Regions from separate parts of the Mus musculus genome. Here all the other regions are linked to region 2. The links are chromatin loops, found by intact Hi-C in ENCODE. Cell type or tissue: heart. All regions are shown on one strand. Links, peaks and the distances in the headings refer to the core of each region. The heading gives the core; the rest is flanking DNA. Region 1 holds the start of Fnbp4 (formin binding protein 4). Region 2 holds the start of Mtch2 (mitochondrial carrier 2). Region 3 holds the start of Ndufs3 (NADH:ubiquinone oxidoreductase core subunit S3).

Region 1 (5,378 bases), core at 200-5,199, 100 kb before region 2:
TTCTTGTGGATTTTTCACTTAACAACCATTAGCAGGTGAACCCAAAATTGAGCTATTTACCCTGTAAGGTTATGAGAATCAGATACAAACCTGCATTTAAAGTTATTAGTCATTAATACATAGCAACACAGCAAATAACAAATATTAGATATTTTTAGTGTGCTTGGTTAGTGTGCAACCAACCTCTGTGTCTATAAAAAAAAATATTCTACCAGTTATTTCTTGCACTTAGAGAGGGAGCTGGGTGTCCATACCACTGTCAAGTACCAAGAGGGCTTGACAGTGAAGAGCAAGGATGCTCAGGAAGGTCTTGTCTGTACTGGGCCCTGGGGGAACGATTTTGTCATGTGATACAGTAGTTATTGCAACTAAAGGATGGACTTAAGATGAGAGGAATGGATGGGAAGTTGAATCAAAGGCCATCTTCAGAAAGGACAAAGGTCTAAGTATTGATGGAGGGGCCACGATTCTCTGTTCACATGACTCAAGTTACTTTTATTGACCTGAAAACATCTACTTATACAGATCAAAAATTTTGTAGGCTTCCTATTACACCTGCGGGAATACCATGATTCATGTAGATCTATGGTGAATGCCATAAGCCTCCCGGACTCAGTCTACTGAGTGTATTCTGTGCTACTACAAAATCTGTATCCATGCCCATTTAGCCCCTGCCATCCCAGGATCCATTTTTTTCTTTTTTAGCTTTCCAAGTAAGCTGCTGTATCTCTCCTGTGATGTCTGGCCTACAAAGAAGGAGCTCTTCAGTGATGCCGGGGTTTTGAAAATCTAGTGTATTTTGCAAAATTCTGATGACGGTATGGTTTCTCAACTCTCCCAGTGTACATAGGTTTTACTTATTTTTATTTTGTGTGTACATCTTTCAAATGCACATATGTATGTACACCATAAGCATAGTTGGTGCCAGAGGCCCGAACAGGGCTACAGATCTCCTGGCACAGGAGTTACAGTTGTGAATCACCATGTGGGTACTGGGAACTGAAGGTCCTCAGAGCAATCTCTCTAACCCCAGATATTTTTGTTTTGAGACTGGGTCTCACTATGTAGCCCTAACTCTAGTGGAACTCGGAGATCCACTTGCCTGGCCTATTATTCTTGCTCTTTTTTTTTTTTTTCTCCTCGAGACAGGGTTTCTCTGTATAGCCCTGGCTGTCCTGGAATTCACTTTGTAGACCAGGCTGTCCTGGAACTCAGAAATCCGCCTGCCTCTGCCTCCCAAGTGCTGGGAATAAAGGCATGTGCCACCACTGCCTGGCTTGTTGTTTGTTTTTTGAGACAGGGTTTCTTTTTTGTTTTTTGTTTTTTTGGTTTTTCGAGACAGGGTTTCTCTGTGTAGCCCTGACTGTCCTAGAACTCACTCTATAGACCAGGTTGGCCTCGAACTCAGAAATCCTCCTGCCTCTTATACTCCCTCTTTAACATCCATTCTCATACATCTTCCCCAGATTTCTCCTTGTATTATTATTATTTTATTAATTTATTGTTATTATTGTTATCTTTGAGACAAGATCTCACTTTGTAAGCTCTGGTAATATGCATACCTGGCTAGACTCACTTGAAATCTTCCTACCTCTGTCTCCACTGAAATTATAGACATGAACCATGACAACTACTTCCAGTGTTATTAGAACACTTCAGTAGCTCTCCAGGAGTACAGTGCACCATCTTTAGGCATTATTTCTCATCTTCTGGCCTGCTGTCATTAGTCTAGAAGCAATCAGGGATGGGTGGAAGGAGTGGGTCCTGGAGAAAATCAGCATTATCTTGCGTGGTAACTATCTCTGGGGAGAACATTAATGACTCAGGATGTCACCTGACTCTAGGAATGGGGAACAAGGAAGACTCAAAATGTAAAGAGCTCAGCCTCAAGGTGGAGGAGTTGGAGGTAGGGCAAAAAAGTAGTGTTTACAGAAGTAGGATGAGGTAAGGCTTCGGTATCCCATATGAACAGTTTGACTGTTTCCAAGGTCCAGTCATTTTCCCTACTAATCACGTCGTATTTCGTTTTAAAGAGCCTACTGGGGCTGGAGAAATGGCTCAGCGGTTAAGAGCACTGACTGCTCTTCCAAAGGTCCTGAGTTCAAATCCGAGCAACTACATGGTGGCTCACAACCATCTGTAATGAGATCTGATACCCTCTTGTGTATCACAGCTACAGTTTACTTACATTTAATAAATAAATAAACCTTTGGGTTGGGGCGAGCGGGGCTGGAGCAAGAAAGTGGGGAGAGAGCCTACCGTAAACCCATCACTTGGGAAGCAGAGGCAGGCGGATTTCTGAGTTCCAGGCCAGCCTGGTCTACAAAGTGAGTTCCAGGACAACCAGGGCTACACAGAGAAACCCTGTCTCGAAAATCAAAAACAAAACCAAAACAAAACAGAAAAAGCCTACCGATGTATAAACACCCAGCATCATCATTGTTTAATACTATACCCCAAAGAAGCTACAATAACCAAGAGAACTTGCAGAAGGGTGCAATGTATCTTTATCTTCCTCAAAGACAAACAGCAATAAGCAGCTGAAAATAGCTACAAGATGGCGGACAAAGCCCTAAAGAAAAGACTTGGCTAACAGCGCATGGTGCAACCCCAGTCTAAGGAAGTCGCACACACCGCGGGCCCTTCCGCACTATTGGCGCGAAGTCCTGTCTTTTCCCTTTGCTATTGGCTACCGAGTCCGTCTCAAGTCAAAACAGCCAATCGCCTTTTCCCTGAACAAAGCCCACCCACCATGGATGGAGCGGAACGTGCGTAAAAGCACCGGGGCGCAGGCCGCATGCGCAAGTGCACCGCGCCGGTTAAAAGCGGATCTCCTCGGGAGGCGGTGCCACGGTTCATGAATATTGATTACGCACCGGGGCGCTGTGCGCCCGCCCCACTAATCTGCCGTCGTTCGCTGCTCGCGCTCCGGCTCATGATGGGGAAGAAGTCCCGGGCGGTACCCGGCCGCAGGCCTATCCTGCAGCTCTCTCCACCGGGTCCTCGGAGCAGCACCCCGGGCCGGGATCCCGACCCCGATCCGGATCCCGAGGCAGATTCGACTGCGGCGGCGACAAGCCAGTCAGCGCCGGCAGCAGCGACGGCGGCGGCCGCGACGTCGCCCGCGGTGCCTGCCTCCGCTGCCCCAGAGGACTCGCCTTCAGAAGGTAAGGGCGCGCGAGAGGAGCCCTGCTTTTATTTGGGACGTCTGAAACTCGAGCACGGGGCTTGCGGCCTAGGTTCCCGGGTGTCTCTTCGGACCCGGTGAAGAAGAGAAACCCTGGCGGGCGAGGTACACCTCGGCTGCCAGCGATCTGGGGCCCGCGGGACGGCGGTCGGGGACTCTGGGAGGCGGAAGGCCGGGCCCGGACTCATCTGAGGCGCCTTTGCGGTGCAGGGGTTTCTCCCCGGAACCTGTGCCGTCCACCGAGGCTTGGGACCCCAAATGTCTCCTAGATGACTCCCTTCGATCTTAATAACGCAGAAGGTGGAGGGCAATTTCCACGTGCGAGCCTTGAGGCGGTTGAACCTGGCCTTCTCTACTTGTCACGCTTGGTTTCGTTTTTGTTGAAATGGAGACACCACTCTTTAGAAGTGAACAAACCCATATTTTTTTCTTATGCTAGACAAAGCATCGGTAACCCCAGACTTAAGGGAAAGTGACAAAACCTGTGTGTGGGCTTTTCTGGAATTGTGTTTGGGTTTAGGGTAACAATTGCATGGAGTAGATGCCGGAGAAGCTATACTGTATCAAACATTAAGAATCAGATTAATAGGATGTACATAACGTGTGGAAACGTGCAGAAGTATTTATGCATGTTAATTGTTAAGTATTGCAGGTGCCATTTTCATAGTGTTCACGTTCTTACTGTCGCTACCACTAAATGAATGGAAGGGTAGATCAGCTTGTTTTTTGTCTTCTTAGTTTGCATCAGTGATACACGCTGGTTTTATAAGTTGATTCAGGCTGAAGGTCAAGCTTTGGACCCTGGCCCACTGACTGACTGCAGCTTCCTTTTGTGCATTCCAAATACAGATGAACAAGAAGTGGTGGTGGAGGTCCCCAACGTTGTTCAGAACCCTCCAACACCAGTCATGACCACCAGACCGACAGCCGTCAAGGCAACAGGTAGAGATTTTTGTTGTTGTTTTTGCCTTTCCCTTAAAATATCTTTTATTAAGTTGAAAGATAAAAGTGTGCAGCTGGGTTGTTGGATGGTTAAATGTTGCTAATTTATTATTTCTCATAAAAAGTCGTTGAAGCTTTTCTAGGATTGGGGTTGCATATCAGTGGTGAGATGCAAAACTCTGGGTTCCACTCTTGGCTTACAAAAATGGATTAACAAAAAATAAATAAATCTTTCCTGAGGGCTTGCTGTGTATAAACTTTTAAGTAACATGAAAGTTTATTTATGGCTGCAGACACACATTCGTGCTTCTAAGGCTGGGCCACATAACTTGTTTATCTATTTTTTGAGAGTGTCTCAAGTGAACCCAAACTTTTTTTGGGGGGGGGGGGCAGTTCGAGACAGGGTTTCTGTGTATATCCCTGACTGTCCTGGAACTTTGTAGACCAGGCCGGCCTTGAACTCAGAAATTCGCTTGCCTCTGCCTCCCAAGTGCTGGGATTAAAGGCGTGGGCCACCACGCCCGGTGTGAACCCGAACTTTTAACTGTTCAGGTAGATGGACTGCACAGACACCTCTTCTCCTCCAGTCCACTTGTCTTGACCACTCCACTTCACCCCCAGCGCTGGTTACAGATGAGTGTGCTTCATACTCTGCCAAAACATGGCTATGAGGGCTCCGAATGCAAGTCCTTAAGCATTTTACAAAGGGAGTCATCTCCCTGCCGGCTTTTTGGTCCTTTTGTGTTTTGTTTGTTTGTTTGTTTGTTTGTTTGTTGTTTTTTCAAAAGGAGCTCTGGCAAAGTTTTATTAAAGGAAAACTTTCTTGTTTACTTCTCACCAGTCTGTTCTGGCATGCTTCTAATAATATCAGAATCACCTGGGTCAATGATAGCCAGTGTGCATACTCTGTAGTATTTTCCCCGCGCTATGCCCAGTTCAATATTATTGCCACTGTAGTGATGGACCCCAGTTTTAGCCAACATGGCATAGTACTCTATTTCAGATTTCCTCAAAGCTGGACAGTTGTTGGCAAGGATAACCAACTTGGCTTTGCCTTGTTTGATCATCTTCAGAGTCTGTCTGTAGCCCAGCACATACTTCCCACTTTTCATAACAAGTTGGAGCCTAGAGTTGATCGACTCCAGAGACTTTTTCATCTTCTTTGCAGCCACCATCTTCCTGCCTTACGTGCGGGACAACCCCCAACCAACACCAGCCGCCAAGATGGCGGGGGGGGGGGGGGGGCGGG
Region 2 (5,378 bases), core at 249-5,248:
CAAACAGGCTGGCCTTAAACTCACAGATATCCACCTGCCTCTGCCTTCCAAATGCTGGGATTAAAGGCTTGTGCCACCTCTTGGGGCCATATGCCTTTATTTTTATATTAGCACTGCAATGTTACTTTGGGGCAACTGTGCTATTCTGAGTCAGACAGTTTGAGTAGGCTTTGCAGCAGGCTGTGCATTTCGTTCCAGCTTTGAGGGAAAAGATGGGGCCTAGGCTCAAACTGACTTGCAGAGCCCATCCTGAATCACAAACAGTAGCTCTGAACAATGTGCACAATTCATCACAACCCCCAAAGATGTGTGTTAGAACTTCTGGGTTGAGAATGACTCCTTTGGTCCTAGAATGTGACCCTGTAAGGTGGGAGGTAAAACAGAACTCCTTGAGGTGACATCCTATCTAAAAGTGAAGCCTATAAGTACAGGCATCAACATATCAACTTGTGAGACCCTGGATGCAGCCTGTGGCCAGACTACTATAAATCAATATATTTTCTTCCTCCTAACCAGTTTAGATGGTTGCACTGAGAGAGTCCTAATTAAGCCAATATATAATAAAATTCACAAACTTGCAGGGGGGCGTGTAACAGAGTGTTTTAGGAGAGAGAGGCTAAGACAATTTAGAAAGAACACAAAGAAGGAGCTCTGTGAGATGCATTGGCCTTTTCTAGTTAACAGGAGCACTCGGAGCAGTGCCAGCAGCATGGAAGGGAGGTGGATACACATGCACTGGAGTCACTATGCCAATAAATATATACTGAGTACCTGGCACTGTTAGACAATGAGAACGACTGCAACCCCCGGAAGATATCAGCACTAGTTGAATGCGGTGCTGAGCCAGGAAGATTTCTGTATTTTCAAGGTTGCTTGGTCTATCTAGCAAGTTTAGACCAGCCATAGCTACATAGGGAGACCATGTTACCAACAAACAAAAGGAAGGAAGGAAGGAAGGAAGGAAGGAAGGAAGGAAGGAAGGAAGGAAGGAAGGAAGGGAAGGAGGGAGGGAGGGAGAGAGGAAGGAAGGAAGGAAGGAAGGAAGGAAGGAAGGAAGGAAGGAAGGAAGGAAGGAAGGAAGGAAGGGAGGAAGAGGATAGAGGAGGAGGATAGAGGGAAAGAGGCAAAGAAAGAAGCACACAAGGCACTAGTCAATAAGAAAATGAGAAAAACCTTGCACTCTTGTACCTCAGTGTCTTGTAATGATGGATAAGGAAAAACAGTTTTAAAGTAATATAGCAAATTGAAAAGAGCCATAAAGAAGAAAGGGACTGCAGGGCCATGTCTAAAATTTATAAGAGTGACCCAGTGAGCTTCGAGGCCAGCCTGATCTACAAAGTGAGTTCCAGGATAGCCAGGGCTATACAGAGAAACCCTGCCCAACAACCACATGAAGGCTCACAAACATCTGTACAGCTACAGTGTATCTTTTTTTAAAACTGAGAAATGAAACGTGGACCTCTTCCAGGTAAGACTATCCCAGCCTGGGAGTGGTTTAGCTGGTAAGCCCCTCTCTTTTCTGGGCTCTGTTTTCTGCCTCTGGGAAGTTTTCACATTACTTACCATCCCCTCTTTTCTTTTCCCAAAGCTGGCCTATGCCAAGGTGCTGTTCTCTCTCCCTCCCTCCCCACCTTTGACTTTTCTTATCCTCCTAGCTTGAATATAAGTTACTAAGTAACCCATTCTAGGGTCACCACACTGAACTCTTATCAGGGATTGTCATTCATATCACATCTTTACAAATGGCCCGTTTGAACTGTGCTCTTCCTTTACTTATAATTCCGACTCCAGTTCTCTGTCCCATAACGTCATGGGTAGCTTTTGCCATGAACCATTAGGAATGTGGTGGGACATCCTCAGGTGCCCAACCCTTCAGCCCCGCGACATTCTGAGCCTCTCATTGCTCACAGGCAAATAGAATTTTTTTTCCTTCACCACCCATGCACAAATACCCTTCTTAATGGTCTTGCTGTTTCTAAGTCATGTTGAGAACTGTGTTTAATTAAGAGCAACATGTAATTTTTTTAGAATAAAAAGCTACCATTTACTATTGCATTTTTGTTGTGTATGCCAGGCTAGGTCCATATTGCTTTGAGATAATGTTTTGAAGTGGATATTATTATACTTATTTGCTTAAAAGTTTTGAAGAGTTGGGATGACCTATATAAGGTCACACTGTAACTGGCAGAGGTAGACTTTGGATGAGGCCCATTGGACTTCAAAGCCCGTGTGCCTGACCTACAAACTGCCTCCCAATATCAGCTAGTTCTGGGCTGAATAGAAGGCCATATTAGGACTAACTTCTGTATTTCAGCCAATTTCTCAAAAACTCCATATATACAGTTTCACTTAATGTTCATAAAAATACACTGAGTTAGTTGCATTGTCCTTATATTTAGATACAAACACTAAAAAATTTAAAAAGGAAAGTGACACATGGATCCAAAAGGAAAGCCAGATTCCAAACTCGGTTCCTTGTTCATTCTCAGCAGTACACACTAAGTGCTTGCACTAAGTGGTGTCTGCTACAGAACAAAGGGGCCAGAGCTGGAGCAATGCCTTTTCTTCATTTTGCCTCTAACAGCCTGGGTAGCCCGATTGGCACTGAGCTTTAATAAATCTTGAGCACTGGTACATGCCAGGCACTGGGGGAAAATAGTGTACAAAGGCCATCTCGGTTCCTGAACCCAGAGTTGACACTCTCAACTGTCAAAGACAATTTCCCAGTGACAGGTGTCACAAGGCAACGGGTAGGAAATACGGATAAAATGGATTTCGAGTAGTCAGAGAAGACATGAAAAAAAAATTTTTTTTTTTGGTCAGTATGTCACCATGTAACCCTGGTTTACCGGGTATCCAGTTTGTAAACCAGATTAGCCTTGAACTCACATATCCACATTCCTCTGCCTCCCAAGTGCTGGATTAAGGGTCTGTGCCGCCACATCTGACCCCGAGGGGGCACATTTTGTTGTAGTTGCTTTTTCTTTCCAGTACTGAGGACTGAAAGCAAGGATGTCGGGAAGTGCTCTACCACTGAGCTAATGGTAAACGCAAAATCAGGGACCTGCAGAATTCACTGTTAAGCCAGACAGGATCTGTTGTTCATTAGACATGACAACTCTAACGGAAAACAACCATCAAACTTTACGTCGTCAAAGCCTGAAAGAGGATAGGAGTATAACTCAGTTCTTCCAGTTGTTAGTCCGCTGACCTTGCCTTTGCCGTCAGGGTCACCCCACCACCACCCCATCATTACCATTCCCTCCCTACTCCTTCCGGACACTTCCGGCTTGCGCAGGCGCAAGAGAAATCGCCTTTCCTAGAGGCGCGAGGAGCCCACGCCCAGACGCATGCGCGTCCCTCCCACAAGCCCCGCCCCAGGCGGCCCCTCGCGAGCGCCTGCCGTTTCTTTGGGCGGGCCGGTGGGCGGAGCCTAAGCGGGCGGCGCGCCGCGGGCGGGCCAGTGAAGCCGGCGCCCCCGACACGTGATCTGGAACCGGCTGTGTCGCTTGGTGACTCCGTCTGTCCGTCCGTCCGCGGGTGCCATCATGGCGGACGCGGCCAGTCAGGTGCTCCTGGGCTCCGGTCTCACCATCCTGTCCCAGCCGCTCATGTACGTGAAAGTGCTCATCCAGGTATGAGTCGTCGCCCTTTCCTTCCCCGCCCGCGTCCTGTCAGGTCGCCACCGCCCTCTGCGCCTTTGGGTTGGCTCTGCGTCCCAGGCCTTCACCCTCTCGAGATGCTGCCCTTCTCTCCCCTCAGGAACAACTTCCACGGCCTCGCGCCCCTCTCGGAGACATCCCGAGGCTCGCCCCGGGCAGGCCGGCTCCCTTTCTGCAGCCAACTGCCACCCTTGCCTTCCCTGGCCGGTGACTCTTCTCAACTTTGTTTTTCCTTTCCCTGATCCTGGCCGGTTGCCACCGAGGGCTTCCCAACCCTTTTCTTGTCGCCCCTCTGATACTGGCGTTCACCTCACCTCGTTCACTCCTCCTCAGCGAAATATCTCAAACTCGAGACGTGAAATAACTCATCTATGGGCAAATTTAAAATTCTAGGAAAGCCAACATCTTATTGTTCTTACTCGGTTTTTCTATTTGCTGTTTCTACTTCTATTCCCGTTCAGAGATTTTAACACCAGATACCCGGATATACACAAGGAGCGCATTGAGAAGTGATAATGAAATCAGATTTCCTGAGGATCCATTGAGCGCTTTCACAGTAACCCATGTGGTTCATGACAATGAAAATCACGTTGGTTAGAGCTGGAAATCAGTTCTGTTTAAACACTTTAGCGAGTTTAAATGTAACATCAAACCCCGGATGTCTCTCTTGCCTCCCTTGCCAATCTGCTATAAAATATTTCTAAAGTGGTCATTTATATTCATGGGTAAGGAGGCCTACTTTTAGCTGGTGATAGTATTTTCAATTGCTCTTCTAACTTTCCCTGTGCTGATCAGGGCCATTTTTAAGCATTTATTGAGGATTGCCATACCTCATGCATTGTGTGTCCTGGAAGGAAGCAGGCTTTAGAATCCCTGTCCTCAATGTTTACCATTCTGAAAAGAGAAAAAAAAAAAAGCAAGACTCTAGAATGGACTTCATTTTTAAATTGTTCTTCATACAAATTGTTGCTAAGTTGACTAATATAAGTGTAGATGTTGAAGCGCAGAGTGAAATCTGTGTCTAGAACAGAATTGACAGTATTTCGCAGTACACGTATGAACTCACTACTCAATAGTTCTCAAAGAACAGTGATTTTAGTGACATTCAGTGTTTTTGCCTCAACAATCCAATATCCTAAATTCTGATTTCACAATACCTCGTGCGTTGCCAAGTATCTCAGGAGGTTGATGAAATTCCCAAATACTACTTTAAAGCTGCACTTTCAGTGAGTTCAGAGAGGGGGTTTTAACTCAGAAGGAAGAATTGCAACAGTAGAGCCCAAACTGCCCTGTATTTTTTTTTTTAATCTCAAGTATCCCTTTGGCACTATAATCACTGAATATATTGTACAAATAAAATGGCAATCATTAATTTTTATGGCTCTGTATATTGCTAATGAGTCTGTACATTTAACGTGGACCTAAGTTGTAATTATTTTTGTAAGTGAATTACCCAGCTGTATGCATTTGCCTTTGTTGTCTAGTTATCCATGTAGGTAGGCATTTGACGATGGCTCAGTGAATATTTTATTTTGTTCAAATATGAAAAATATTGTAAAAAATATGTCAGCTTTATCGGTAAACTAGGCTTTCCTGACACAATGGTTTGTTTCCTTGTTCTGTTTTCAGTTTAATAATCTAGTCACATGGTTTACTCTATAGACTCAACTCAAAGGGAAAGTTGGAGTTTATTGAACCCAGTCTTAATCTATCCAG
Region 3 (5,378 bases), core at 199-5,198, 58 kb after region 2:
GGGCTCCAGGTCCAAGGCCCAGTGCACACACATATGTATAATGTTATTCTTTTGTTTGTTTGATTTTTGAGACCAGGTCTAGCTGTCCTAGAACTTGCTATGTACAATAAGCTGGCTTCAAACTCAGAGGGAGCTGCCTGCCTCTGTCTCCCAAGTGCTGTGTGCATGTGCCACTACACCCAGCACAAATTTACTTTCAGAAAAACCAAGCAGAGCAAAACATTGTAACATGGACCTACAGTTCTAACTCATTCTGCAAGCTAAGTAGTTCCAGGCCAACACAGTGAGATCCTGTCTCAAAACAAGAAAAAAAAAAAAAAAAAAAAAGAAGGAAAAAGGAAAGAAGGAAGCCAACAAACAAAACTGGGCAAAAATCCTGTTATGCTCTGTGTGACCTGAACCGAAGCTGCAACTACGAAGGCTCTGGTTTCCATAGTAGCTGTCACTCAGGAAGTCTTCTATGCCCTTTCTCACCTTTAGTCCTAAAATGCCACCAATCTTTTTATAAGCTAGCATCTCATCTCATATTGCCAGTTTTCCTTGAATGCTCTGTGTGACTGTAGATGACCTTGAACTTGTGGCCCCCCTGCCGTCACTTCCACAGAGCTAGACTCGGGTGTACCAAGGATTAGAAGTGTACCAGTCCACCTAGCTTTATGCAGTGCTGGGGATCAACCTAGAGCATTGTGAGTGGAGGGCAAGTACTCTACCAAATCTCACAGTTAACTGACCTCAAAACGGTTCTGCCGAGTTGGGACATCCACTGCCGTCAAGTCAGCCAAGGATTTGAATTGTGCATTGGTGTGATCCCTGAGAAAAGTCAGCGTTGGGATGACTCCATCGGGATGGATACAGATTTCTAACTCATCAAGGCAGGACACCTGCAGACACGGAAAGGTGGTGTGGAGAGAAGACATAGCTACTAAGGGCGTAGCACACTGCAGGGATCACTTGGCTTAAGTCAGTGGTTTGTAGCCTTTCTAATGCGGTGACCCTGTAATACACACTTCCTCAGGTGGTGGTGACCCCCAGCCACATTATTTTTATTGCTACTTCATGATTATAATTTTGCCAGTTATGAATCATAACCTAAACATATGTGTTTTCTGATGGTCATAAGCAACCCCAGAAGGGTCACGACCCACAGGTTGAGAACTACTGACTTAAGGTGCCATGGTGAATTCCTGGCCCAGACCCAAGGACAACGAATATTACCTGAACTTGTTGGACATACTTGGGTAAGATTTCAGCCACATACTCTCCAAATGCTGAGAGCTGCTTGTGGGTCACATCACTCCGGGGTCTGACAGTGGCTGGAAAGGAAAAAGCATGAAGGGAGAAGGTAGCAAACACACACACACACAAACAAACTAACTAACCTCTCAGGTCTTTCTGAAGAATTTTCATTAAAAAAGAAAAAGTTTACTTTTACTATTTATTTTGGTGTTTTGCCTGCATATATGTCTATGCACACATGAATGCCTGATGCTCACAGAAGCCAAAAGAATGTTAGATTCCCTGAGACTGGAGTTACAGATGGTTCTGAACTGACATGTCCATGTTGGGAATTGTATCTGGGATGAATAGCCAGTGCTCTTAAACACTGGGCCACCTCTCCAAGCCCTCCCTGAAGGATCTTAAGAGGCATAGGTGTAAAGTACCTTCCAGGAATTAGGAAGTGTTTAAAACTCAGGGAGAAGGGAGTGGAGAGATGGCTCAGTGGTTAAGAGCACTAACTGCTCTTCCAGAGGTCCTGAGTTCGATTCCTAGCAACCACATGGGACCCGATTCTCTACTCTGCTGTGTCTGAAGACAGCTGCAGTATATTCACATACATAAAAAAATAAAAATATCTTTAAAAAAAAAGAAAAAGAAAAAACTCAGAGTGCAACACCATTTCTCTTTCTCGGTCCATACACTCTTGTTACTGTGTTGGGCAATCTTTGCTTCTTTTCTCCACTGTTCCACAGCTGTTCCTCACTTCCTGTACTCATGGTAACAATGCAACAGTGGCAGCTCCTCTCTCAGACTCAGAGCTCTTTAAGGATGGAAACCAGACTTCTGTTTCTCTTTCCCTTCTTGGTACTTGTTTATACCAAGTTCTTAATCAGAGAACTTCAGGGCTGAAGGACCCTGAAAGATTACCTCATTGCCCATACTCTATCCCCTGTCACTTTGTGTAATAGATGTCCTGGAATGAAAAGAAGCTTTCTATTTCCCAGTGTGATTCTGTTGACTGAACATAAAATCACCACAGGGTCATTCAAGTACTTGAGCACCCACACATCACAGAATCAAGGATTAAGTATTTTCTGCACTTGGAAACAGACCTGCTTTGTCGTTCACTGGAACTGTGACTGAATAATTTAATTATCTGGACCGCTTCATGATCTACATCTATATGGACAGTAAAACGTTATGCGTCTCATCAGGCTCTTATGAAGTCCAAGGTGCCTAGTAAATACTAAATTGATGTGAGCTACAATTATTTTGGACTTTGAGTCTCAAAAGTTTTTGTTACCTGCGCTCAAAGACAATTTCATCGGAGGACAAAAAAAAAAATCAAATCCTGATAACGAGCAAAAGGCGATCAAGATCAGAAGGGAACAAATATCTAGGGCACAGGAAGTGCTCGATTCTAACAGCAAAGTGGAGACCATAGCAATCTCCAAGGACAAGCAGAGATTTGCCAGGAGGGAAGGACATTCCAAGGCAAGGACAAACATCTGACAGAAACAACGAAAGGCCCCAGCTAACGTTGGGGGAAAAAGCGCCATCCGCACATACTCACGGCGCTTGTCAGCCGCCGCGCTCTCCCTTCTTACGTGCTGCCACAGCACGGAGGGTCGCCCAGCCCCTGCACAGGGAGAGAAAAGGCACAAAGGCGCGGGTGAGACTCGGGGAGGTCTCCGTGCTGCCCGTGGTCTCAACCTGCTGCTGTTCCTTGCTCACCCCTGCCTACGGAAGCGGCCCCCAAGAGCCCACGACACCAGACCCTGGCTGCAGCCGCCGCCATGTTCCTTAGTGTGCCGACTAAGTAGCCGGAGAACACACGCAGGCCACGGAGCCCCAAGGGCACGGACCGGAAGTGGAAATGTGCAGTGACTCTTCTTCCGGGCGGACGCGGGGCGGGAAGCAGAGGTTCCGGATCTGAGCCCTGGCATGAAAGGAGGTATCGCAGGTAAGAAAGACCCGCAGGTGGGGAAACCGTGAGGTGTACGTAGCCCTATCTCGGTACAGCGGAGGCCGAAGAGAAGAAGACGCAACGAACCGCACCGGTGAGAGAAAGGGAAAGGGTGGGCGTTCTGGGTTCTAAGTTCTACACCGCGCCGGCTCTTGAGCTAAGCTTTTTTAATGGGGGGCGGGGTGGGGGGGGGAGACGATGGACGGTTTCCTTGGAGACCGTTTCCTAGGCGACTCCAGGTGGCACGGTCAGATTGCACAGGGTTATGGACTTCCTTGTGCCCCCGGCCGGGGACGGCTGGGCTCTCAAGGGCTTCTTTAAGAACTCACTGGAGCGAGAGGTAAGTAAGAAACAGCAGCTTAGAAAAGAGTAAAAGTGGAAGTCCAGGCCCAAGCCTCAGTATTGGGGGGTCTGCACTCTTATGTCCAGGCAAAGAGGGAATGTAACAACAATACCTGGATGTCTTAGTTTGGCCTAATTATGCTTCTCCAGAGTCTCATTAGTTGTATATCCAAATTATTTGGTTTTAAGATCATAGGCTTCCTCCTTCGTCTTTTTCATGAGCTAACCTAAGTCCCAAGTCTTTTGTTACATCACGATCAGGAATATCCAATTTTACCTCAAGGAAAAACAACAGAGTTGGAACTTTTAATTGAATTCATTGGAGGAGAGGCCCCACTGCAGGAAAACTGGAGGAATGGCATAGGCCACATTGGCAAGACCAGGAATAAGGCCATTCTGGACCCACTTTGCTCCAGTGTCTCCCTTCTCCCTGTCTTGACTTGGACAGTTGGATTCATGGACTGTGTCTGTGAATTACCCAAATACTTAGGGTGATATTGCTTTGCAGATAGTTGGCAAAGAGAGAAGTTGGCTACCATGGAGTCACCAGAGGAGCCTGGAGCATCCATGGATGAAAACTACTTTGTGAACTATACTTTCAAAGACCGGTCTCACTCAGGCCGAGTGGCTCAGGGCATCATGAAACTGTGTTTAGAGGAGGAGCTCTTTGCTGATGTCACCATTTCAGTGGAAGGCCGAGAGTTTCAGCTGCACCGGCTGGTCCTGTCAGCTCAGAGCTGCTTCTTCCGATCCATGTTCACATCCAACCTGAAGGAGGCTCACAACCGGGTGATTGTGCTGCAGGATGTCAGCGAGTCTGTTTTCCAGCTCCTAGTTGACTATATATACCATGGGACTGTGAAACTTCGAGCTGATGAGCTGCAGGAAATTTACGAGGTGTCAGACATGTATCAGCTGACATCTCTCTTTGAGGAGTGTTCTCGGTTTCTGGCACGCACGGTACAGGTGGGCAACTGCCTGCAGGTGATGTGGCTTGCAGATAGACACAGTGACCCCGAGCTCTACACTGCTGCCAAGCACTGTGCCAAGACCCACCTGGCCCAGCTGCAGAGCACAGAGGAGTTCCTCCACTTGCCCCACCATCTACTCACTGATATCATCTCAGGTAAGCTCACGAAAGGGCTTACCACACCTAACTGGGCAAGAGTCATGTTCAGCAGATGGTCTGGCTCAGGAGAACCCCAACTTTATGTGACTAACTGTTGTTAGTTTATATTATAATTCCCTTTCTGGTAGATTTTAGATTGAGGTTGATGTTCGGTGTTGAGAGTCAGCATAGCTACTGTCAGACAGTACAGTACAGTAACTAAAGAATAAAAAGCTGCATCACTTTTCCACAAAAGGAAATAAGAAGTGCCTGATGTTTTCATCTGCCCTGTATCTTGATGGTATGCAGGACTTAAATGAATTGATGAAGATGAATCAGTATATCTAAAATAGCTAGGGATGGTGGCCCATGCCTTCAATCCCAGCATGTGGGAGACAGAGGCAGAAGCAAGCAGATCTCTTGTGAGTTCTAGGACAGCCAGGTCTACAGAATGAGTTCTAGGACAGCCAGAGATACACAGAAAACCCTGTCTCAAAAAAAAAAAAAAAAAAAAAACCCAAACCAAACCAAAAAAAAAAATCTAAAATAGGAAACATTTGGGTAATAGCCATAGGTAACCAGTGAAGTGGAACTATACTTTAGATGTGTACTCTATAGCCTGAAAGGTGACTACGATGGCATATTGTGCAATCCACTCTGCTTTTAAAAAGCAAGGCAGGGCTAGTAGTATGACTCAGTGATGTAGTGTTTCTATGGTGTATATGAGTTTCTGGGTTTGGTCCC

The links. Hi-C counts contacts between places; a loop is a spot of excess contacts. Peaks named below come from ENCODE experiments on the same cell type or tissue, not always from the same donor. Only the 100,000 strongest peaks of a DNase experiment are listed, where the experiment ranks them.
Region 1: a loop joins it to region 2, with 3 times the contacts of the local background. A loop is called at or near these places in 2 of 42 quality-filtered maps.
Region 3: it touches region 2 in a loop (2.0-fold over the local background); 2 of 42 quality-filtered maps call a loop at or near these places.

What each region holds. Positions count from the first base shown.
Region 1 is chr2:90,742,660-90,748,037 of GRCm38, forward strand. It overlaps Fnbp4 (formin binding protein 4), which reads left to right and starts at 2,899. Exons shown (of 17, transcript NM_018828.3): 1 at 2,899-3,167; 2 at 4,037-4,129. The coding sequence starts at 2,939. It also overlaps the pseudogene Rpl30-ps3. In heart, for the core only: CTCF peaks have their summits at 2,905 and 3,109; a DNase peak (open chromatin) is centred at 2,732; H3K4me3 peaks cover 2,961 bases; H3K27ac peaks cover 2,637 bases.
Region 2 is chr2:90,843,751-90,849,128 of GRCm38, forward strand. Mtch2 (mitochondrial carrier 2) reads left to right here and starts at 3,405. Exons shown (of 13, transcript NM_019758.3): 1 at 3,405-3,635. The coding sequence starts at 3,549. In heart, for the core only: a CTCF peak has its summit at 2,959; a DNase peak (open chromatin) is centred at 3,331; H3K4me3 peaks cover 2,401 bases; H3K27ac peaks cover 2,065 bases.
Region 3 is chr2:90,901,632-90,907,009 of GRCm38, forward strand. Ndufs3 (NADH:ubiquinone oxidoreductase core subunit S3) reads right to left here and starts at 3,090. Exons shown (of 7, transcript NM_026688.3): 1 at 2,953-3,090; 2 at 2,792-2,857; 3 at 1,216-1,313; 4 at 732-881. The coding sequence starts at 3,016. It overlaps Kbtbd4 (kelch repeat and BTB (POZ) domain containing 4), which reads left to right and starts at 3,109. Exons shown (of 4, transcript NM_025991.4): 1 at 3,109-3,278; 2 at 4,035-4,652. The coding sequence starts at 4,064. In heart, for the core only: no CTCF peak of the experiment used is centred there; a DNase peak (open chromatin) is centred at 3,110; H3K4me3 peaks cover 3,151 bases; H3K27ac peaks cover 2,429 bases.